Linked DNA regions of Mus musculus: region 2 is linked to region 1. A link is a loop called in an ENCODE intact Hi-C map of the cell type or tissue named here. Cell type or tissue: heart. All regions are shown on one strand. Links, peaks and the distances in the headings refer to the core of each region. The heading gives the core; the rest is flanking DNA.

Region 1 (12,394 bases), core at 2,475-7,474:
CTAGGAACATCCACAGCCGAGTGGCGGGGAGTAGGCCAAGGTATTTAACCTCAGAGGTGCCCCCCTCTGCTCCCGTGGCTGTGGACATACTGTTTGAGTTGCATAGAATCTCAGACATTTAAAATTGGGAGAGCCAGGTGATGCGGGTGATGGTGGCAAGTGCCTTTAATCTCAGCACTTGGAAGGCAGAGGTAGGCAGAGCTCTGTGAGTTCGAGGACAGCCTGGTTGACAGAGCAGGTTCCACGACAGCTGGGGCTACACAGAGAAACCCTGCCTTGAAATGAGAGAGAGAGAGAGAGAGAGAGAGAGAGAGAGAGAGCAAGTTCTATCAATCATCTATCATTTATCTGTCAACTATGTATTTATCTATTGATTATCATCTGTCTGTCTATCTATCTGTAATCCATTTAGAGATAGTATCTTGCTATGTAGCGTCCAGGCTGGCCTTGAACTCTGTTACCCACCGCTTTGGCATCTCAACAGCTGGGATGACAGACAGGCTTGAGCTCCCATGCCTGATACATTTGTTTTTGAAACTGTGTCTCTGTGTAGAGCAGGCTAGCCACAATCCCCATCCCTTCTGCCTCTGAGTGCTGCTACTGTGGGCTCTTGGACCATACCTGGCCAAGGATTTGGAGTGTCTGTTCAAACACCTGCATACCCAGCCCACTTCTGTACTCCCTGCAGGCCCTGGGAGAGGCGGGGCCGTGGCTCCCACTCTGCCTGCTTGGTGGATTACCTAGGGCCTGGTATCATGCCCTTTTCTACCAACCTGACATCTGGGCTGAATTGAGCTGTGTGGTTTTTGGCAGCAGGGTTGGAAAACGGACTAGAGGACAGGGCTTGAGAGCGACCTTCTGTCCCGGTGACTTGGGGCCTCAGAGGAAATAAATTCTGGTGGCTGGAGCTGGAGAAGTTGGAGCTAGACTCGGTCTCTCACTTCCCCCAGTCACTGAGCTTCTCTCTAGGCCCCAGCCTCCATTTCTCTCAGTCACATCTCTTACAGTGATGTTTACCAATGTCACCTAGCCCAAGAAGGTCCGTGAACATCACCTGCATTGGTGATTTGTAGGCTTCATCGACTGAGGCTTGCTCTCCTTTGCTGTCTTGCCCAAGCTGGCCTCAAATTCCTGGGTTCAAGTGGTCCTCTGGCCTCAAGCTTCTGACATAGCTGGGACCACAGGCATGCACCACCATAACTGGCTTTATCTCAGGTTTTCCGATAATAAACCATAGGATCTGTGGCCAGGAGAAGCTCAAAGGGGACAGAGGCAGAGCAAGCACTGTGCTGTCAGGAAAGGTGAGGAAGCCAGCCAGAGAGAGAAAGCAGCCAGCCAGCAGGGCAGTTGGCTGGCAGGAGCTGCCCCTGCCATGAGTCTGTGTGTTCTGGGCTGGTGAGAGTCAGAGCTGCCTCTGAGGCCCAGGTGGATGGGCATGGCTCCCCACAGGGACCACGGGCTCCCTCACCATCAGGCAGGGATAATAACTCCGTCCCTCCTTGCTGTGGCCTGTACTAAGTTGTGGCCAAGAGCAGAAGTGTCAAATATATCTGGAACTCAGCCTCCTGCTTTCTACAAGAACAGTTGTCCTGGTTAAGAAGAGGGACAGCTGGGGGAAGTCAAAGCCAGCCCTCAGGTCTGGTGGTGACACAGGACTGTCTTCCTGTGTCAGTCAGGAAAATCTAGGGCTGCTTGTTACTACAGCCAAAAGGACTTACACAGAGAAAGTGCCTGCTCAGGTCCCCTGTGGCCGAACTCCAGGCTAGAGATCAGGAACCTAGGAAGGAGATTCAGGACCTTGCCAAGGTCCAAATATGCATGTCTCTGCCTAGTTCCTATGTTGACATCCCAGCCCCCAAGTGATGGCACTGGGAGGCGCGTTCAGCAAGTGATTAACTCTGGAGCCACGCCCTTTTCTCAGGACAGCATAGAGGGAGACTGCTCTAACCAGTTACCACATCTGAGATGTTTTCCTCCTGAACTTACCACGTGTCAGACAGTTGGGGGGAGGGGGGACACCCAAACACTTCAGTTTCCTGGAGGGGACAGTCTAAAGCATACAGAGACTAGGAGCTTTTACAAAAAAAAAAGAGGACCTCTCCCAGGCAGGCTGGGGGTGGGGTGGGGGTTCATGATCCCAGCTACTCAGAGGCTGGGGGTGGGGGGGCGGGAGATGCCATCTCAAGGCCCCAGTGGGCTACAGAAGTGAGTTCTCAGGCAGCCCAGGCAACTTAGAGGGGGCAGGTGACTCAGATTAAAAAGGGAAGGGAGCTGGGGATCTAAGCCCAGTGGCAGAGCATTTGCCTAGCATGTGTGAGCGCTGCTTCAATCCTTAGCTGCAACAAGAGCAGACCACTCTTACATATGTGCTAATATGTGCTTACATATGTGCTTACATATGTGCTTACATATGTGCTAATATGTGCTAATGGTTCCCCACAGGCATAAAGCCCGCTGTGCAGAGGCCGTGTCCGGTGGGAGGGATGGGGAAGAAAGTGGCAGGAGCTACCTCCCCAGCTCCTGTAACGAAGTGAGGGGCAGATGCTGCCTGCCAGGTTGTCAGCAAAGATGAGTTACCAGGTATTGACCATGCTCAGGAAGAGGAAGACAGATGTTACCTCAAGTTGTGGGCTGGAGAGATGGCCCAGTGGTTAGAGCACTGGTTGCCCTTCCAGGGGACCCAAGGCTCATTCTCAGCCTCTGTGACTCCACTGCAGGGGCTCTGTTGCTCTCTTCTGGCTTCCATGGGCACTGTCACATACACAGCACAGCACACAGACACAGCACACACACACACATAGCACACACATACACACACAGCACACACACACACACAGAGCACAGCACAGCACAGCACACACAGACACATAGCACACACATACACACACACACATACACAGCACAGCACACACACAGCACAGCACACACACACACACATACACACACACAGCACACACACACACACACACAGCACACACACACACACACACACACATACACAGCACACACACACAGCACAGCACACACACACACACATACACACACACACAGCACACACACACACAGAGCACAGCACAGCACAGCACACACACACACACAGCACACACATACACACACAGAACACACACACACACAGAGCACAGCACACACACACATACACAGCACAGCACACACACACACATAGCACACACATACACACACAGCACACACACACACAGCACACACACACAGAGAACAGCACACACACACACACACCTACACAGCACAGCACAGCACACACACACACCTACACAGCACAGTACAGCACACACACACACATACACAGCACAGCACACACACACACACACACACAGCACACACACACACACACACACACATAATGAGGTAAATATTTTTCACTTTTTAAAAAAAAAATTATGTATGAGTGCTCTATCTGCATGTACACCTGCATGCCAGAAGAGGGCATCAGATCCCATTATAGATGGTTGTGAGCCACCATGTGGTTGCTGATAATTGAACTCAGGAGCCCTGGAAGAGCAGACAGTGCTCTCAAATGCTGAGCCATCTCTCCAACCCATATTTTTCACTCTTAAAAAAACTTTTATTGGGGTTGGTGAGATGGCTCAGTGGTTAAGAGCATTGGCTGCTCTTCCAGAGGTCCTGAGTTCAATTCCCAGCAACCACATGGTGGCTCACAACCATCTGTAATGGGATTTGATGCCCTCTTCTGGTGTGTCTGAAGACAGCTACAGTGTACTCATATACACAGGATAAATAAATCCTTTAAAAAAAAAAAACTCACTTTTACCAGGCATGGTGGCACATGCCTTTAATCCCAACACTTGGGAGGCAGAGGCAGGCAGATTTCTGAGTTTGAGGCCAGCCTGGTCTACAAAGTGAGTTCCAGGACAGCCAGAGCTACACAGAGAAACCCTGTCTTGAAAAACCAAAACCATAAAATTAAAATAAATAAATAAATAAACCCACTTTCATTATTTTTATTTTATGTGTATGGTATTTTGTCTGCATGTGTGTCTGTGGACCACGTGTGTGTCTGGTGCTCATGAAGGCCAGAAGAGGGCACCAGGTCCTCTGGAGCTGAGTTACAGACAGTTGTGTGTCCCTCTGTGAGCGATAGGAATTGAACCTGGGTACTCCAAAAGAGCAGCCAGTGCTCTTAACCACTGAGCCATCTCTCCAGCCCAGCCCCTCCCCAATAAAATAAATCTTTTTTTTTTTTGAAGATTTATTTATTTATTATATGTAAGTACACTGTAGTGTCTTCAGACACTCCAGAAGAGGGAGTCAGATCATGTTACAGATGGTTGTGAGCCACCATGTGGTTGCTGGGATTTGAACTTCGGACCTTCGGAAGAGCAGTCGGGTGCTCTTACCCACTGAGCCATTTCACCAGCCCCAAAATAAATCTTTTAAAAAAACAATGGGTCGTCAGGGAAGAATGGAGCATGTGTATCATGGGTGACTTACTTTAAAATATCCTGATTCGCAGCTATTGCAGAAGACCTGAGTTTGATTCCCAGCATCTTGGGAGGCAACTACAGGGTGGCAGCTTGCAGCTGTTTCTAACTCCAGTCCAGCAGATCTGGGACCCTCTTTTGGTCTCCATGGGTACCAGACATGCACTTGGTATATAGACATATATACATGCAGGCAAAACACTCATACATTTAAAACTTTAAAATCTTTAAAAATTAAACAATAAGATTTATATAGCTATAATTTTAAAAAACAACAACACATTTCAGTGTAGAGCTGGAAAGGTGGCTCAGTGGTTAGGAACAGTGGCTGTTCTTACAGAGGACCTGAATTCAGGTCTCAACATCGACTCTGGGCAGCTCCCAACCACTTGTCTCTCCAGCTCAAAGGGATTGTACGCCTTCTTCTGGCCAATGCAGATACTACATGTTACTCCCCACCCCTATCACACACCAGAGAGACATCAAATAATCTTTTAAAATCGTGTATGTGACTCTGGGTATGCCTATGTCACAGTGTACCCGGGGAGGTCAGAGGAGAATCTTCTGTGTATACCAGGCTAGATGGCCCATTAACATCTGGAGTCTTCTGCTTCCCAATTCTCTGTAGAAACTCCGGGATTCTAGAAGCACACCACCCTATTTGGCTCTGGGGGACAAACTTCATGTACAGCGGTCATGTCACCCATTGGGCCATCTCCCCAGCCAGAAAGTCTTTAAAGACTTTGTCTTGAAAACTAAGTGAATTTTTTCTTTTTAATCAAGTTCAATCTGAGTGGCCATGTTATACCGCCACCTGGTGGCAGCATACTAAAGTCACAGGTTTGATTTGAATCGGGATGCATGAATATCACAAAGCCCCGTTTTTTTGGATGCAACTAGAGGTATCAGAGCCAGACCTTCACCCGTTGCTGAAGTCCACTTCCCTAGTTGAGCTCCCAAGTTCACAGCTGCTTTCTTTGTTGTTTGTTTGTTTGTTTGTTTGTTTTGAGTCAGGGTTTCTCTGTGTAGCCCTGGCTATCCTGGAACTCACTCTGTAGACCAGGCTGGCCTCGAACTCAGAAATTCACCTGCCTCTGCCTCCCGAGTGCTGGGATTAAAGTCGTGCACCACCACACCCGGCTGCTTTCTTTGTTTCTGAGCCACAGTCTCTATTTTCTAGACAGGAACCCATCCTGGTTCTTCCTCCTGGTCTTGTCCTCCAGCGGAGAGTCCCAGCCCACTCCAGCTGTGCACCAGAGCAAGGCCTGGTCTAGAGAGAGCTCTCTTGTTCATTCTATTACGTGTCTGTCTTAGCATTCTATTGGGACACCGTGACCAAGACAACTCTTATAAGAGAGCACCTAGCCGGGCAGTGGTAGTGCACACCTTTAATCCCAGCACTTGGCAGGCAGATTTCTGAGTTTGAGGCCAGCCTGGTCTACAAAGTGAGTTCCAGGACAGCCAGGGCTACACAGAGAAACCCTGTCTTGGAAAAAAAAAACCCACACAAGAGAGACCCCTTAATTTGGGGCTTGCTTATGGTTTATAGGACTAGTCCCTGATCACCATGGTGGTGGGTATGGTGGCATGAAGGCAGGCATGGTGCTGTGAACTAGCTAAGCGCTTTACATCCCAATCCACAAGCAGCAGGTTGCGGGGCAGGGCACTGGTCCTGACTTGGACTTTTGAACCTGTAAACACCTGGTGACACCCCAATTCCCACAAAGCCACACCTCCTAATCCTTCCCCAAGCCCATGGGGACTTTCTCAATCAAACCACATCTCTCTTTCTATAAGACTAGGTGGGGTGGTGCATGAAACCCTGGCAGGGAGTACCAGAGGCAAACACCATGAGGGACTTTACTCTAAAAGGCCCTCTGTCTGAAAAGCAGAGGCTGTGCTCTACCTGGAGTCCCCTCACATCTGCCTTTGGATCCCCTCCCTGCTCCCAACCCAAAGGACTAAGGACTAAGTGAAAGCTACCCACTAGCCTGGCATTTACAGAGCAGCGCCCCCCCCCCCCATGGGAATAACTCACCAGGGAAGGGAAGAGAAGCCCTGTAGCTGGGTGTCCCCAACCTTGGCAGCCACCAAAGATGCCCTGAAACCTGGAACACCAGCCTTTCAGTTACTGCTGGGGCCAGGATCCTGGGTGGCCCTGGGATAAGTCACACACTCATTTGAGCCTTGACTTGTTCACCTCTAAAAGGGGACAGAGAGTGCCTCTCCCGACAGTGGCTGCAGGGTGCAGGGCTGAGCAGGCCAATCGTCTCCCTCCCCTGCATCCTTGGAGACATTTGAAGGAGCTGCTTCGTCCGTGATGAGAGTCCATGGGGCACCCCACGGTGGCTGTGGGCCACCAGCAGTGAATACTCTGCTATCACTATCTTCCCCAGTGAAGCAAATTTCAAGTGAGGTCACCATGGTAACCCAGACGTTGCAATGTGACCAAAATTTTCAATTGCATTGTCCAGTCTATCACCTTCTGGAGGAAGAGAAGGAAGGAGGCCTCAGTGCCTCTCCGTGATAGCTGCCACTGGGGCGTGGAATCTTCCGGAAAGAAGGGATCAGGTGGGTACAGGGTGGGACCAGAGTGGAGCTGGAAGGCCTTGGGGACTCTGAAACAAGGCCTGGGCAGAAATTCACTGGCTTCTAGTACCAGCCTAGGCACCGTCTTGCTCTGCAGCTCCTGACTGCTTTCTTGCCCTCTCTGGGCCTCTAGGAGAGCCTCACCCAAGAGTATTTCTTCAAGGACCAGAGAGGTGACAAAACTAGTCAGCCAGGCCAAGGAACTTGGCAGCATGGGGTTCCCATCTGGGTCTGTCCCCTCGCTCATCCTCTCTCCTGAAGTAGGAAATGGGCCTTTGCGGCCAGCATAGTAAAGGATACCATTGAGCTGGGCCTGGCGTTGCAAACCCCTCTGTTTGGAAGGCTGAAGCAGGAGAATTTCTAGTTGGAGGCTTTTCTGGGCTATAGAATCTGGACACCTCAGACCATGGCTCAAAACAAAAAGTCTAAAGTGGCCAGGCAGCCCCACCTGGTGGACTGTCTTTGGCCTCTTGGTCTGCAGCTCTTCTCTTGCCCCTCCTCCTCCCTCTGCTCATGGTCTGGTTCAGTGTGCCAGCCAGCCATGTTCAGCCTGGATGACTCCACTACCTGCCTTCTCCCTCTATGTACACTGAAAATCATCCCCAGGTAGACCAGAAGTTCAAAGTCATCCTTGACTAGATAATGAGTTCAAGGCTAGCCTGGGCTACATGTGAACAATCTCAAAAAATATATAAGTAATTGAAATGTAAAAGTAGATAATGAGTTCAAGGCTAGCCTGGGCTACGTGTGAACAATCTCAAAAAATATATAAGTAATTGAAATTTAAAGGTAAAGAGTGAAAAGGAAGGCCGGTGTAACTCAGTGGACGAGCACACGGGGCTATATCAGCCCCAGAACCATGGCAACAACCACAGCGAATGGGCACCAGCAGCACACTTGTGACACCCATTTAATGTCCTAACCTCTGCACTGTCCCTGACCCCGTGCCCCGGGGCAGAGGAACCTGGATGTGGTGGGTCTGGGTGCCCATGGTGCAGGTAGTTATGAGGAACTAGGAACAGAGATGGAAGCAGGCTGCTGCCCCAGCCTCAACTCTTCCACCCACTGCCCTGTGGCCCTGGTTGCCCTCTCACAGTAGGGCCACAGAATCACATAGCTCCCCCTGATCCCCTAAAGCTCCCACCACCTTTCCTGCTGGGTCAGCACTCCACCCCACACAGCCCACTGCCAACCCCAGGCAGGCCAGGCCTGTCTGAGACAGAATGAGGCCAGGTCTGCCAAGTGATGGATAGAGTTAATAGCCAGCCATTGTCCTTGGCAGCCCTTTGCTTTGGTCCTACGTCTGCCAAGGGCTGGAGTTAGCCTGGCTAGCTGGAAAGGTGACACAGGCACAGAGGCGACCCTCCCAGGACACTAGACCTTCTAGGAGCCCAGGGGGACCCTTAACTGAACGCTCAGTATATAGGAACTCTGCTCTTTGCCTTTGCCTGTGCTCCTTGGAGCTTCAGTCTTTCCATCTGTAAGATGGGTAGATAACACTGATGCCTGCATCCTGGCTTGCTGCAGCAACTGGGTCAGGAGCAGACACGGCCTCATTTTGTAGCTTTTTGTGCACTTCTGTGATGTCTGGATCTCTGGAAGCCAGTTCCGAGCAAGAGCAAGAGGGAAGTGAGACAAGGAAGGGAAAAAGCATTAGGGGGCGCACTAGTGAGCAAGCTACAGTGTGGCTACAAAGCTACTCTGGGGCTCCACTCTGCTAGAAACAATGAAAAAAAAGAGTCCATGATAAAATGGACAGTGAACCGCAACAGAACGGTCTGTCTCTGCAGTGGGACATTATCAACCTAGGAAAATGACTGGAGCACACTACCACACAGATAAATCATACCAAGAAAGAAAGCCAGTCACAATAGGCCATGTAGTACGTCACTCTCTTTACCTGAGCTGTCCAGTACGGGTAAATCCACAGACATAGAACATACACGGATGGTTGCCAACAGATGACAGGAGGATGGAACTCGGAAGGACTGCCAAAGAGCTTTAGACTTCTATCTGGGGCACAGGGAGTAATGGGGTATGGTGGTTTGAATAGGAATTGTCCCTATAGACTTGTGTGCTTGAAAGTTTGGCCCCAGAGAGTGGCATGGTTAGAAGGTGTGGTCTTCCTGGAGTAGGTGTGTCACTGAGTAGGAGGGCTTTGAAGTCATATATGTTCAAGCTAAACCCACTATGACGTGCAGTCTCCTGATGCTGCCTGCAGATCTGGAGGTAGAACTCTGGCTCCTCCAGCACCATGTCTGTCTGGACACTGCCATGCTTCCTGCCATGATGGTAATGGACTGAACCTCTGAACCTTTAAGCCAGCCCTAATTAAATGTTGTCCTTTATAAGATTTGCCTTGATCATGGTGTCTCTTCACAGCAGTAAAACCCTAACTGAGACATGGGGGGTGATCATTTACAATATTGTAAATATACTAAAAGCCAATGAATTAAGTACTTAAAACAGGAAGGTGCTCTGAGAGGGGAAGGTGGCTAAGTGGGTAAGAGCTGTAGTCATTTAAACATGCAGACCTGAGTTCAGGTCCCAGGATCCATGTAACAAGCCGGTTGGGGGTGGCAGAGACCCAGGCCTTTAATTCCAGAATTCAGGAGGCACAGGTAGGCAGATCTCTGAGTTCTGGGCTAACCTGGTCTACAGAGTGAGTTCCAGAACAGCCAGTGCTACACAGAGAAACCCTGTCTCGAAAAAATAAACAAAACACCAAAAAAAAAAAAAAAAAAAAAAAAAAAAAAAAAAAAAAGCCCAGTGTGTGTCTCCATACATCTTAACCTCGGGGAGGGTGGGGCAGATGGGGTCATGGAGGTTCACTGGATGGCCAGCCTAGCAAGGAATGGCCTCTTCCAGCTTCAGGAAGAGACTGTCTCTAGAGACTAAGGTGGGCCGGGCGTGGTGGCACATGCCTTTAATCCCAGCACTCGGGAGGCAGAGGCAGGCGGATTTCTGAGTTCAAGGCCAGCCTGGTCTACAGATCTACAGAGTGAGTTCCAGGACAGCCAGGGCTATACAGAGAAACCCTGTCTCAAAAAAAACAAAAAAACAAAAAAACAAAAAACAAAAAAAAAAGAGAGAGACTAAGGTGGAAAATGACAGAGAGAGAAAGGGAGAGAAAGAGAGAGAGAGAGAGAGAGACCCATGTCCTTTTCTGGCCTCCAAACACTGTCCATGGGCCTCTCTACCACAGCAATTTACAGATAAAAATAAAATATTTTTTAAAAAAAATCTTCGTGCTTAAACACGCACACTAGGAGCTGGAATGCTTACCATTCTTGCAAGACGACCCAGGTTCAGTTCCTGGTGGCTCACAGCCACCTTTAACTCTGGTTCTAGGAGATGCAGTGTCCTCTTCTGGCCTTGAGGACAGCTGCACACATACAAAGCACACCTCCTGCAGGAACAACGTGCGCTTAAAGAATTTTAAGCAACAACAAAAGGCCCAATGGTATCTAACATTTCCCTCCCCACCCCTCCCCCGCCCGAGTCGCCTATCCCTCACAGACAATGTGAACTCCGTTATCTCCATCTTCTCAGTCTTCTGAGCCAGTCTGTCACCTGGTCCCTTTAAGGTGATGTGATGTTTGGCTACTCTGTAGGCACAGCTCCAGAAAGGCCAGCGATAGCAGCCGAACACCCTCAAGTCCTCATCGCCATTGGGTAAACTGGGCACTCGGGAGTGTGAGACTTGGGCCTGGAGCCTGCAGGAAGCAGGCTCACCTTCAGCCCGTGGCAGGGGTACCTCGGACTCCCCAGGCCATGTCCTGCTGTGCCCAGGACCTTGTCATCCAACCCTTCTCTAGGAGGAAAGCTGGGTGAGAGTGGAAGTGCTCATCACCCTGAGGCAGAGAAGAGCTAGACCAACACCCCAGGAGCCTCCTGGCTGTGGGATATCTTCCTTTGTCGTGGCAAAGCAGAGGACAGTCGGGACCTCACCTCTGGGTCTTCTAGATTCTTGCAGCAGATACTGGCATGCACTGTGGGCACACAGAGGGGGTTAAGGTTACTGGACCTGGAAGGACAGAGCAAGGCAGGGAGGGTAGGGGGTGGGGGTGGGGAGGGTCCCACCCAAGGTCCCATAATACTTCCTGGCCTTTTTAAAAAAGATTTATTTATTTATTTTATGTGTATGAGTACACTGTAGCTGTACAGATGGTTGTGAGCCTTCATTTGATTGTTGGGAATTGAATTTAGGACCTCTGCTCGCTCTGGCCCAAAGATTTATTTATTATTTTATACATAAGTACACTGTAGCTGACTTCAGACGCACCAGAAGAGGGCGTCAGATCTCATTACGGGTGGTTGTGAGCCACCATATGGTTGCTGGGATTTGAAGTCAGTGCTCTTACCTGCTGAACCATCTTGCCGGCCCGACACTTCCTGTTTTATCATTCAGTTCTGGCAGACAGTTGTCACCACAAAACCACACCACCAAATCCACTGGCTTCCCTTGGCGTGTGCCTGTCTGTCTCAGCGCCTCTCTCTAGACCCCGCCCCTCTGTCTCAGCGCCTCTCTCTAGACCCCGCCCCCCTCCTCTCCAGGCCCACAGGACAGACCCCTATGTCTAGAACCTTGCTGGGTCCCTTTCTATGGCCCTTTCTAAGGCTCTGCAGCTGTGCATGTTTTGAAACCCTACAGTGGATGCACAGGCCCTGCCCTCAGAGCAGTGTGTGGTCTTGTAGGAGGACAGACGTCTAATGATCCAGTTAAGAACCCACACACAGCTGGGGGTGTGGGGGTGTACACCTATTTTTCTTGTTTGTTTGTTTTTTGTTTTTGTTTTTGTTTTCTGAGACAGGGTTTCTCTGTATAGCCCTGGCTATCCTGGAACTCACTTTGTAGACCAGGCTGGCCTCGAACTCAGAAATCCACCTGCCTCTGCCTCCCAAGTGCTGGGATTAAAGGCGTGCGTCTTTAACCCGAGCACTCAGGAGGCAGAGGCAGACAGATTTCTCTGAGTTCGAGGCCATCATGGTCTACATAAGTTTGAAGCCAGTCAGGGCCACAGTCTCAAGAAATAAAACCGTAGCATCCCGACTGGGTCGCTGTGCACATGCTAGCCTGTTGCCCTGAGTGCTCAGAAGGTTCCTGGGAGGAAGGCCCTTCTGCAGTCTCCGTCCCTGGAGTAACTCCCAGGAGCTGGGGAAAGGAGCTGGGTGCTGTGGACTCCGCTGGTATTTCTTGCCTGTGTGTACGTTCTCTATGTGTGCACCTGTGCATTTTGCACAGTGCAGTGGGACATGGGGGAGTGACCCAGCACTAATGTGGAAGAGGATAGTGATGCTCCCCCCCCACACAGACACATACACAC
Region 2 (12,394 bases), core at 3,686-8,685, 59 kb after region 1:
GCTTTATAAATGGTTTAGGACATTCTCGGGGAGACCAGGGTAAGAACCACTCAAAATATCAGAACTGAGGAGTCGGTCTGTCCTGTGAACTTCTATCTGGATGCCACCCCAGTATAGATACTGCTCACCCCTCTCCAAGTGTGAGCCCGTAGGAAAGATGAGTCGGCTGTCTTAAAGACATTCAATCTCTGAATATTTCAGGTAGAAGATGCATGGGGCTGGAGAGATGGCTCAGCAGTTAAGAGCACTGACTGCTCTTCTGAAGGTCCTGAGTTCAAATCCCAGCACACATGTGGCTCACAACCATCTGTAATGAGATCTGACGCCCTCTTCTGGTGCGTCTGAAGACAGCTACAGTGTACTTATGTATAATAATAAATAAATCTTTGTAAAATGTAATTTTAAAAAAAGATATATAAAGAGCACCTGCTTAGAGAGCTGTGGGAGGGGAGGGTGTGTATGTACCCCTCAGTGTTCCAAGTGTGACAGGGTCGGAGCAGCTGCTGCCAACCAGCTGTCCACCCTTTGGTCTTCACATTGCAGAGTTGGGAGAGGCCAGTGGAGGCTTCAGACAAGGCTTGGATGGCAGGGAAAGGATGCGCAAAGTGTCCAGCCCTTGAGATCCAGGGGGTCACACCAGCAGGAGGGGAGGGGCCTGGGAGTGAGGAGCTCAAGAAGAGCTGGGTGCCAGGATCACACTGAGTATTGGCATGCGTTCTGCACCACTCCTCATGATTGTTAGGGAAACCCTGAGTCTCAAAGGTGAGATGTTTTAACCCTGGGCTGAGGCACACAAGCCGGGCCTGTCTCAGGCAGTCTCAGGCTGGCTGGGGTCAGAGCTGCTCACTCAGGACAGAATGATGGAGCATCGGCCCCATGCCAGATATGTTAGGTGCTTGGAAAATGGCGGCCAACCTAGTGTCAACAGCCCTCAATCCACACATGGAGTTTGCGTCCTATGAGGGGATGGGGCTATAGACTCTGCTTGCAAACAGGCACTATGGTGTCTTCACTGAAGGCAGCAGAGGGAGGGAGGTGGGGGTGGGGGAAGCAAGACTCTACAGGGGAGAAGAGAGCTGCTAACTAGATGGGAGGGGGAGGAGACATCAGATAGAGTGGGAGTGGGTTGGGAGGTGGAGAGGGTAAAGTGACAGGTGTCACAGTTTCTCTGGTTTCCCAGCTGTTCAATCCAGAAGAAAGTCGGGCACATGACAAGGCGTTTGTCTTGGTGTCGCTCTCTAGTCTGTGGGGTCTGAGAAAAGTCAAGGTGTGTCCTGCAATCTGGAGGCCCTATGGTCTTCAGCCCTAACAGCCTGCTTGAGAGGCTCTGATATAGGGATCTCTCTCTCTCTCTCTCTTTTTTTTTTTTTTTTGTTTTTTTTTTTGTTTTGTTTTTTTGTTTTTTTTTTTTTTTTGTTGTTTCTCTGTATAGCCCTGGCTATCCTGGAACTCACTTTGTAGACCAGGCTCACCTCAAACTCAGAAATCTGCCTGCCTCTGCCTCCAAAGTGCTAGGATTAAAGGTGTGTGCCACCACCGCCCAGCTGATATAGGCATCTCAAATGACATTTTTTGGTCAGGAAAGCAAGTGCTAGATTCTGTGTGTTATAGTTATGTGGATCCTAATGGGGCACATGTATGTGAGTTAGGGCACAGATAGGCATGTATGTTTGTGTCTGTGAGCATCTCTTGTTGGGGGGGGGGTGCCCAGAGTTATGCTTTCTTTCCTTTGGTCTTTTGAGACAGCGTCACTGTGTAGCCTTGGCTGCCCTGGAACTCAGAGAACTGCCTGCCTCTCTCTACCTCCTGATGGTTAATAGAGGCATGTTCTACTCTTCCGACCGCAGCTCTTGTGTCTTCTCTGGGCTGTAGTAGGGGCTCCTGGGACCTTGGCAGACACGGACTTTGGGACTTGAGGGTTAGCCCCTTGGGAATCTGACAGCTGAAACAGAGGCCCAAACTCTGGTCCCCAGATGCAGAGTCATAAAACTGGAGACTGGCAATCCCTATACCTCCAGTTCCCAGTCATAGCGGGACCCTCCCCTCCCAGTTGGGAAGACTGAAGGTTTGGGCTCCACCAATCCTAAGTGAATCTACAGAATAACCAGGACATCCGCACTGTGGCAAAACCAGTTAGAAGCCCAAGGGTTCTGGGTTCCTAGCCTACTCTTGTCCCTTGTCCCATAACCTTAGTCAAACAGTGACTCAGTGTTCTCCCCTGTAGAATGGGAACCTACCTCATACTTTAGGCATGAAGTAGAGGTGAGTGTCTGAGTGTGCCAGGCACAGCTTTTTCCACAAGTCACCTCATCCAGTTTCCAGCCCCATCCTCTAACGTGGAACTGTTCCCATCCCGCTTAGGACCAGAGAGGTAAAGGTACTTGGCCCAAGTCACTCAGCGGAAAGGGGCCAGGCAGCCTGAGATGCTGCCTCTCAGACCTGATACCTAGCTAACTGGGGACATTAGATCAAGAGTGGCCATTAGAGCTCAGAGAGATGAAGTGACTTGGATCGCCCAGGCAAGAAAGGGTGAAGTCCAAGAAGAGGCCAGATGTAACTGTAACTATCTGCCAGTCTCTTGGTTGTGGCCTGGTGTCTTCCTCACTCCCAGCCAGCCTGCCGTTAAAAAGTGAAAGCTTCAGACTGAGAAGAACCCGAGAAGGACTGGGCCTTCCTCTTTAGATGCCTGCATGGTTAACAGACCCCAGTTCTGTGCCAGGGGTCATGGGATGCCTGGTGTGGTGTAGAGGAGGCTGCATACCCTCACACGTAGGTATCAGGGAGCTAAGAGACTTCTGTCTGTAGCCGAGAGAAAAAGGGAGGCTGGACCAGAGGAGGCCTCAGCTGAGCCAGTGTCTGGCCATGTCTTTGTGAGGGTGGTGGTCAGACCCACCCACTGAGCCCCCCCCCCCCCCCCCCCCGGCAGCAGAGCCCCTCACCCTACACCGACATTGTCTGAGATCAGGAGAGAGCACATCCCGAGTGCCATTTTATCGCTAGAAGTTTGTCGATTCAGCTCATTACACTTAATTAGAATTATTTAATTAGAATCTTAATAAAAGAGTAAAGCAGGAAGGAGGCTGGGAGCGGAGGTGAGGAGATCCGTGCTGGGCCTGCGAAGCAGCAGACGCAGCTGGGGAAGTGCGGGTGCAGGGGCTGTGAGGGATGGGGGAAACCTGCTTGCACAGAGCATCTGTAGCAGGTAGGGCCACTGCAGCTCAGGAGCTGTCAGTGGAGGGCGGAGGGGGTGGTCTGGACTGGGCCTCATCTCTTCTTTACCAGATGCCAAGCCCTGGGCTAGGGGAGTGGGCATGTGGTATGGGGCCCCATTTCCGGTCCCTGAGGGACACAGTTCACAGACGAGAAGAGACGCTTACAGAGAGAACAAACTAGAAGTCAGATGTTTTTACAGATGGTGTGGGAGACAGAGCCATTGCCGCCCAGAGGTGAGATACCTGCTCTGGCTGGGGTTCACATAGGGATAACTACACAGAGACCCGAGCGCTGAGTTGTAGGTAGACAAGAGGGGGGTTTGGGGGAAGTGTAGGGAAGGGTGATGGAAAATGAAGCGTTGCTTCAAAGGGGGGTGCAGAACACAGTAGAGGACTTTGTCACCCTTGGAGCCTCTTTTTCCTCATCTATGGGAGATGGTAGCAATGGAACCCACCTCACACGGCTCTTGCATGGAGAAGCTGAGCTGATGCCTGCATAGCACGTAGGCCAGAGCTGGGCAGTGGCCAGGAGCATGAGCTACGACATTCGTGTGGCGATGTCTCTTTAAGTGGTCAGTTACACCGGTCTAAAGCACAGAGTTACCAGCCTGGAAGTCTGAAGCTCGGAGATACTGGGAGAGGTTGTAGGTGTGTGGGAGCCACCCCAGCAGGTGTGGCAGCGTGGCTGCTGGCTGTCCCCTTTAGCTCATCTTCTTCGCTTATTCCTCCAAGAGGCTTTTGTGGTTCACCACCTTTGGCTTCTCAGGGGAAACAGTCTACAGCATGGCTTCAGGGATGATCCCAGAGACCAAGCCAACAAAGCTATAGAGGAAGACCTGGTTGCATGGTTAGCAGAATCTCCCGCCCCTCGCCTGGACAGTGGTGGATGGTCCGTGCTTCTCATCAGGAAGCCAGTTCTAACAAGAAACCAGAGCCGCACCACATCACCTCTCGACCCTGCGGAGTAGCATTCACTGATATGCCTGGTAACAATATGCTCGCCGGAGTTTATGTCAAGCTATAGAGAAGAGGACATCCTCCCAAATGGTGTAGGGTGCAGGCAGTCAATTGTTCTAAAACAGGGAGAGTTGGCTCCAGGGCCACTTGCTTGAAACCATCCTAGCTGGAAATCAGCAGAAATGAGAGAAAACTCCTAGCAGACTTGTGGGGCACCAGAAGCCCAGCTCCCTCCCTCCGGGTCTCACAGTTTCTGTTACTCGCAGCCAAATGTACCCCATACAGCACAAGGCCATAAAATAAGAGAAAGAGCCGAGGCTGCCCCGGGGCTGTGTGCATGTGTACAGCCGGCAGAAGAGGGAGAAGCTCTGAGCACAGCTGCCTCTGGAATTTGTCCCCGGAGAGGGATCTAACTCTACATTGGGCTTTCCACAAACCGCTCCAGTGGCAGAAAAAGGCAAGAGAATTTTTAGCCTGGTTATATAAAGTGTTTCTTGGCCCCAGGCACAGACTGGAGCTAGGATTTGAGGATTTGAACTAACTCACTCTCTCTCTCTCTTCTCTCTCTCTCTTCTCTCTTCTCTCTCTCTCTTCTCTCTCACTGTCTCCTCTCTCACTCTCTTCTCTCCCTTCTCTGTTCTCCACCCTCTACTCCTGCAGCACCCCCCCTCCCCCTTTGTCACAGAAGCAGAATCTGCCTTCAAACACCTCCTGTCCCCATGGGCTGTATGGACTGGGCCCTGCCCTCAGGCCTCTGACCTTGATGGTGGTTTTTCCCTTCCAGATGGCCACAGGCCACCATTTAATTAATGGAGTAAATGTAATTTAATTAGCTGTTTCAACACTCACTCCACACTTCGGGCCATTAGATCCACATTCCCTTGGATGTGCTGTGGGGCTTTCTCCGCCCTCTGACCTGACTAGACCAGACAGATCTTTGATTCTTCCATCTCCTCAACTTCCAAAGTCAACTTTTTTAGTGGAAAACAAAAGGAAATTACTGAAGAGACACCAAGTTGCTCATGGGATCTACGGGAAAAGCTGGCTCAGGGGAAGGTGGAGTTGAGGACAGGTTGTGGCTCCTGGCGTGGACAATGTGCCTTATGGGAAACCGTGGCCGTAAGGGATAGGGGTGCTCGCTGGGCAGCCCGGCACTGCTACTGCTCACCAACAAGTCGTTTCAGCTGTGCCCTGTGTGACACTTGTGTGTCCCTGACATGAAGGAGGTGCCTGAGAAACTGAGGTAGGGACAGGTGTGCTTCCACAGCTGGCCAGCTGGGACCAATGTCAGGTTCCCACTTAAGACAGACCTGCCTTCCTGCTCACCAGCTAAGAAAGGGGACTGAATAGTAAGAGTTAGAAACCCAGCAAACCGGGTGTTATCATTTCCACAGAGGTGGTCTCTGCTTAAATTCCAAGAGCTGAGCCTGGCAGTGGTGGCACACACCTTTAATCCCAGCACTTGGGAGGCAGAGGCAGGCAGATTTCTGAGTTCAAGGCCAGCCTGGTCTACAGAGGGAGTCCCAGGAGAGCCAGGGCTACACAGAGAAACCCTGTCTCGAAAATACAAAACAAAACAAAATTCCAAGAGCTGTTACTGGCTTCCCCACTGTGGTAGATCAGAGAAGGGCTCTGTGTTTTTGTCTGTTATTATCTCCAGGCTTGGTGGGCATGGTGACAACAGGACAATGTTGTAACCGTGAGTCCTTGCAAGCCAGGCTTCTGGAGCCTTACCAACTTCAGGGCCCGGCAGAGGCAGGCTGAGCCTGCCCGGTATCAAGCACTGTGGGCCTGCTTGGCATGGGTTTCAGCGCAAGAGGGGACCCCTATGGAGACAGTGGAAGCCACAGCAGGCCAGTTTCTCACTAGAAGCACGGGTGTGGCAGGAATATGTGTTTCCTGTTGCCTCAGGGTGTGGTGGTAGTGTGAGGATGCTGGCTACCGCCCACAATTGAGGTACTGGAGCCCACTGCGGTAAACTTGGGGCCGCTGTGCGCACTCAACCCACATCTGGGCATGCTCACAGAGCCTCCTGATGGTGGCAAAGGTCTCCTCCATCAGACTGTCAGTCCCTGAACCTGAGGCCATCTCCCCTCTCACTAGAGGCTCCTAAGGGTTAAGGGAAGCTTCCTCTTACATAGCCAGAGCTTCTGTGTACAAAGGTCTCCCACTGGCTACTGAGGATTCTGAGCACTCCTTCCTCCCGGTTAGAGGGTAGGGAAGCCATGGGGCGCACACTAGGTTCAGACATGAAGGGTGGGGCCGGCAGAACTGGGAGGAACCGGTTTATCCTGAAGGAGGTTGAGCGAGGAGTTAGGACTTGCTGAGGTAATCCTCCAGGGGGGCCATCCCCTCCACCGGAGGATGAGGTGTGACCAAAGGAATGTAGTGCCTAGGGGTAGCCCTGCTGGCCCAGGCTCAGCCCCAGGAAACGGTTGCCAGGCCCGCCCCTTGGAGGCTCCAGCCCCGCCCCTTGGAGGCTCCAGCCCCGCCCCTTGGAGGCTCCAGCCCCGCCCCTTGGAGGCTCCAGCGTTGTTCTACTTGGAGGTTTTGAGTACTTGGCCCCTGCTCCTGGTTATTGTCTCATCCTACAGAGGCTGACAGATGTGCACAGCTGGATGGGGGCGCTCAGCAAAATCCAGATGCCTCACCACAGGCCTGAGCCATAGAGCTGGGCTCTGGGTGCTAGTCCCAGCACCATCAACCTCCATGGGTCTTAGTTTCCCTATCTGTCCAGAGGGAGGGTGCCTTCATTCTTCCCTCAGACACTAACTGGGGTTTCCTTGGTCTTCTGGCCTTATTATTTGGGGTGCATGGTTTGATTTTGTATACTTCTCCTCTCTAATTTACATTAAAAAACCAATTGTTTTATTTTCATTTGTGTGTACGTATTTGTGTGTGCGCATGCATGTGCATGCCATGCGAGTGTGGGTACCTGCAAAGTCTGGAAGAGGGCATCAGATCCGCTGGGGTGGGAGTTCCTTGAATCCCGTGACATGGATGCTGGGAACTGAACCAGGGTCCTCTGGAAGAGAAGCAAACACTTAGCCAGGGAGCCACTGCTCTGCAGCTCCATGCCAGTCTCTTCAGAGGCTGAGCTCACAAGCCTGGCTAGGAAAATGAGCTTCAGTTTCACGCTCACTGACGTTTCCGCCCGCTCTGCTGGTCTTTAAGCTGCAGCTGCACTTTTTTGGATTAAGTTATTGGGTTCCATTGTCTACCACTCCTCTGCACCCAAATCCCTTCGAACCCCCAACACTCGGTAGGAGAGAAAGAGGGTGACAGGGGAAAGGGACACAGGTCTTTTTAGATTACTTCCTGATGACTAGGGATATCGAATTCTTTGGGGCAAATCGAGTCTTCTTCATCAGACTATCCAGCAACCCAACAATAACAAAAGTGGTAGGGATCACAACAGCAGAGACCAGCAGCTGTCCCAGGCTCTCGACTTTATACCCTCTTAAGAGTCCCCAGAATGCCAAATGCAAATTATCTGCAGCTGGCAAAAATCACGTCCCTTCTAGAACATGAGATAAATCATTGCGGCTGTGGACAATCTGAAGCAGCCCCATGCCCCAACCCCTGGACCAGAACAAAACATAATCACATAGCATAACTGGGTTTTTATAAGGAAACCAAAATCCTCACTACATTAAGGAGACACACATTTCTAGCCTATACCGTCTCTGTTCCTTTAACAGCTTACTTTAGTCTTCTTGCAAGGCAGGTTTACCGGCAGTAAATTCCACTATTTTTATCTTTTGCAGAAATCCTTATTTCTTCACTTTGTGCATATGCCTGTGTGATGTGTGTGCATGGTGCACACATTTGTGTGTGTGAGTGTGGCTGCACACCTGACGTGATGTGAGAGTGGAGGTCAGAGGTCAGTCTTCCTCCTACCTTGTTTGAAACTGGGATTCTTTTTGTCCTTTAGCACTGTGTAGCCCAGGCTAGCTGGTCTGCAAACTCTGGGGCTTTCTCCTCTCACCATAGGGGTGCCAGGGTCCCAGAGGTGCACTTCTGTGCATGGCATTACATCGGTTCTGAGGATTCAGACTTGGGACTTCAGTTTACCCATCATGCATCTCTCTCTTCAGCCCATCTTTCATATTTAAGGGCAAGTTCATGAGGTGCAGACTTCTTGGTTGGTGGGGCCTTTTCTTTGATCACATTAAAAATTCACACAAATGTGAATGCTTGAGACAACCTTGAGACAGGGTTTCTCTGTGTAGCCCTGGCTGTCCTGAAACTCACTCTGTAGTCCAGGCTGGCTTCCAACTCAGAGATCTACCTGCCTCTCCAGTGCTGGGATTAAAGGTGTGCCCCTCCCGCACTGCCCCCCCCCCCAGTAGTTTGCACAGGTTTTCTTTGGCCACTTCAGGGATGGTTTCCTTCATCTTTGGTTTGCTGTAGTTTGAAATCAATGTGACAGAGGTTGTCTGCTGTTTGGCTTGGCATTCCTTCATCTTTTCTCCAGGTTTGGCCTCTCACATTACTGTGGGAGAAAGTCACAATGATGACATCAAGTATTGTTTCTGGTCCGTTCTCTTGATCTTTGTCTCCTGGTATCCCCTTCACATGTGTGATACCTACTGCATTCACCCCACCACAGACACTAGAAACTCCCATAGCATCCTCCGTCTGTGTCACTCACTTCAGCAGCTAAACACTATCCTGCTTTCTGTGTGCTCCTCTGCCCTGGGCCTGTGATGGAAATGCAACCATATTCTCTGTGGTAACTCTCCCACTTAATGTAATGCCTCCCAGGATCAGTGTGGATGTCTCCCCCCTTCATCCTCCTCTCTCTGGTTTAGCCAGGACCCCTGCTGTGGCAAGGGTCAGCATGACAGCTCATTGCAGAACATGTGTGGAGTCTCTGGTATCCTGGCCCCCACAGTTTACCTATGTTACTCCTTAGCTGCTTCCCCCTCCCCACTCCTACCTGCAGCTACCAGCCTGTGGCTCCTGCTGTTAAGACCCCATGCTTCCCGGGCGGGCGCTGGGAGTCCTCTTAGGTGGGTGTTGGGAGGCTGTATGAGCTCAGCACCTTTCTGTGACCCCTGCTGAGCCTCAGCACATGGTAGGCCCCAGGCTGGCTGTTGTCCTTTGACCACAATGGTTCTCTATTCTCTTCTTACACTTCTCTTTTCTGAGGCTGCCCAAGGGAGGGGACAGCCTCCCATACCAGACAGTATCCCCGGAAAATGTATTTGCTTTTTCTATAAAAATCTATTTTTAGATATATTTACTTTATTTCATGTGTATGACTATTTTTGCTTGCCTATACGTCTCTTCATCATGTGTGTGCCTGGAAACTGGAGTAACGGATGGTTGTGAGCTGCCCTTTTGGTGCTGGGAATCAAACCTGGATCCTCTGCAAGAAGTGCTCTTCAGCCGGGCATGGTGGCATACACCTTTAATCCCAGCACTTGGGAGGCAGAGGCAGGTGGACTTTTGAGTTCGAGGCCAGCCTGGTCTACAGAGTGAGTTCCAGGACAGCCAGGGCTACACAGAGAAACCCTGTCTCGGAAAAAAAAAAGAAGTGCTCTTCACTGCTGCATGGTCTTTCGGAGACCCACATTTTGTTTTCTTGATACCTTTACCTCTGGGATTGGCTGGTGGGAAAATCTAGTGAGAATCTTGATTTTTTTGAAAAACACAGACATATGGGAATATGTCTTCATTTTGATCACAGATACGGGATATGGGGCTGCTTCAGACTGTCCACAGCAGCTGACTAGGAGTTAGCCTTGTGCTCTAAGAGGGGTGTGGTTTTGCTAGCCACAGACAATTTTGGAGATTGTGTGACCTTTGGAATTCTGGGGACACTTCAGAGGGTCTATAAATGCTAGGGCCCTGAGAGGCAGGGTGGGCTGTTGGCTGGTTGCTATTAGTTAAGTAGTTGTGTGCAAAGGAACTAGAAGAAGAAATTAGATATTCTGCTGGGTGAAAATCAAACTGGCCTAAAGGAACTTGATGCTCCTAATCAGCAGGAAGTAGTTTAAAGATAACGTCACCCCCTTTCCCCTCTATCCTTTTTATCCTCTCCTGTCTCCTGTTAGTGTGTTGAAAGGGTGGAAGAGAAGGGGTAGAGACAGGTGGAAAGTGGTTCTGGGTCTCACTTCTCACCCTGGGCTGTCCAGGTGCCTGCTGCACATGGGGTGGGAAAGGATAGAGGAAGGCGGAACCGGTGGATCAGCAGGACCTCAGGATGTCGATCCAGCTTCGAGGTCCCTTAGAAGGCATTCAGTGAAACACTGTGTGCGTAATAGCTCCAGGGCGCTTAGAGACCTCGGGAAGTGAGAAGGGGTGTGTCAGCTGAAAGAACTTTGGCTGAGGCTTGCAGAGCTGGGAACACCTCATTTGCATGGGAATGCCTCATTTGCATGGAGAGGCATTCCAAAGGCCTGCAGGGCAGGAGAATGGGAGTTGAACCAAAGACCAAGTAACGTTCCTCAGATAGAGGATGTGGGGGTCAGGCTCCCTAGATAAGGTCAGGCAGAGAAGAGGAAGCCCTGCTGAAAACGGCAGTCCTCCTTTTTGTGCAGAGCTCGGGGAGCTGTCCAGTCATGGTATACAACGACCTTTACAGCAACAAGGTTTCTCAACAATGGAAGAAAGAAGAACCAACAGAGTAGTCAGTCTGGCTACAGAAAATCTTCAGTTTCACATCTCTGAGGAATCCCTGTCCCCAGTCTTTTGAAAATGGAGAGGGAGGGTGGTCAGTTGCTCTCTCAGTGAGCTCTAGAAGGAGCGTCCTGCTGCCCCAGTCTGATGGCTTAGCAATGTTCTTGTGCGGGGCATGAAACCCAGGGCTTTGCATGTATTCAACTACTGAGCCACACCCCATCCGCATAAATACTCCGCTATGCCTCTGATCCTCATTATCCATTCAAGAAGCAAAGGGACACCCCTTCTCCTGCCCATCCCATAATCCCAACCAGTAGTCCCAACATTACTTCAGAATTAATATGAATGATTGGCTTCTGCAGGGCAAACCAGGAGGAGAAGGAGTGTGTGTGTGTGTGTGTGTGTGTGTGTGATGGCAGCCCCACTAGCGCTTGCAGACCACTTCGCCTCTGCTTCCCCTTATCTCACAGATACAAGAGGAAATGATGCCAGAGGTCGTCTCCCCCATAGATGGAGGTTTGCATCTTGCTCAGAGAGGTGAGGTGATTTGCCTGAGATCACACAGCAGGTGTGCATGGAAACCAGGATTTGATCCTGTGTCACGGATCAAATTTTTACTAGCGCAGGTTGGCTTGGTCTTTGGACCTATTCAGCTCCCCTGGGCCCCAGGATCCCAGTGGGCCCAAAATGGGATCTTTATCCCGCTCCACCTCATGATTTCTTCTTTTCACCAGCCTCCAGCATGGGGTGTGGAGAAGTGATTTTTGGAAACAAAGGTCTGACTGGCAAGAGAACTGTGGGCTTTGAGCCTGGTCTTCATCCCCATCTCACTGTTTTTCTGCTTTGGGGCTCTGGGTCCGACTCTGCCTGACAGTTTCCTCATCTGTCTGCTGTACTGGTGAGTTTTCTGCCAACCTGACACAAGTTAGAGTCATCTGAGAGGAAGGAACCTTGTTTGGGAAAGTGCTCTCATAGATCAGGCTGTAGACAAGCCTGCTGGGCATTTTCTTAATGACTGATTGACAGGGGAGGGGCCCAGCCCATGGTGGGTGAAGCCGTTCTTGGGCTGATGGTCCTGGGTTCTATAAGGAAGCAGGCTGAGCAATCCAGGGAAACAAGCCAGTAAGTAGCACCCGTCCTTGGCTTCTGCAATAGCTTGTGCCTCCAGGTTCCTGCCCTGCTTGAGCTCCTGTTCTCACTTCTATGACATCGACCAGTGATGTGGAAGTGTGAGCTGCGTAGGCCCTTTCCCCCTCAGATTGCTTTCGGTCATGATGTTTCTGTCAAGAAGGAAATTAACCCTTCTTATTTATTCCCATTTTGTAGATGGCTTGGAGACAAGATGTGAGGCAGTGACACCTAGACTCCTTACCTCCAGCCACAGCTCTTTCCTCTATACCTGGCCACTGTCTTTTCAGGGCTCTGGGTAGTGTCATTCCCAGGGAACAATCGTTAGGTGGCATGGACAGTTTGCAGAGACCTGGACTTCTGAAGACTGGTCCTGCCTGACCCATCACTCTGACCTGGGCAGGCGTTCCCTGCAGCTGTGCTGGAGTCTTCCCAGGGGCCTCGTGCCTAGATCCCTGCTTCCCATG

Evidence for each region. Peaks named below come from ENCODE experiments on the same cell type or tissue, not always from the same donor. Only the 100,000 strongest peaks of a DNase experiment are listed, where the experiment ranks them.
Region 2: a loop joins it to region 1, with 2.1 times the contacts of the local background. A loop is called at or near these places in 6 of 42 quality-filtered maps.

Annotation. Positions count from the first base shown.
Region 1 is chr4:134,786,263-134,798,656 of GRCm38, reverse strand. No RefSeq gene overlaps it. Among named protein-coding and RNA genes, the nearest start is that of Ldlrap1, 24 kb to the right of the region's middle. In heart, for the core only: CTCF peaks have their summits at 3,463 (motif pointing right), 5,091 and 5,296 (motif pointing left); no DNase peak of the experiment used is centred there.
Region 2 is chr4:134,728,501-134,740,894 of GRCm38, reverse strand. No RefSeq gene overlaps it. Among named protein-coding and RNA genes, the nearest start is that of Man1c1, 30 kb to the right of the region's middle. In heart, for the core only: a CTCF peak has its summit at 5,776; DNase peaks (open chromatin) are centred at 4,524, 5,393, 6,054 and 6,614; H3K4me3 peaks cover 1,047 bases; H3K27ac peaks cover 1,827 bases.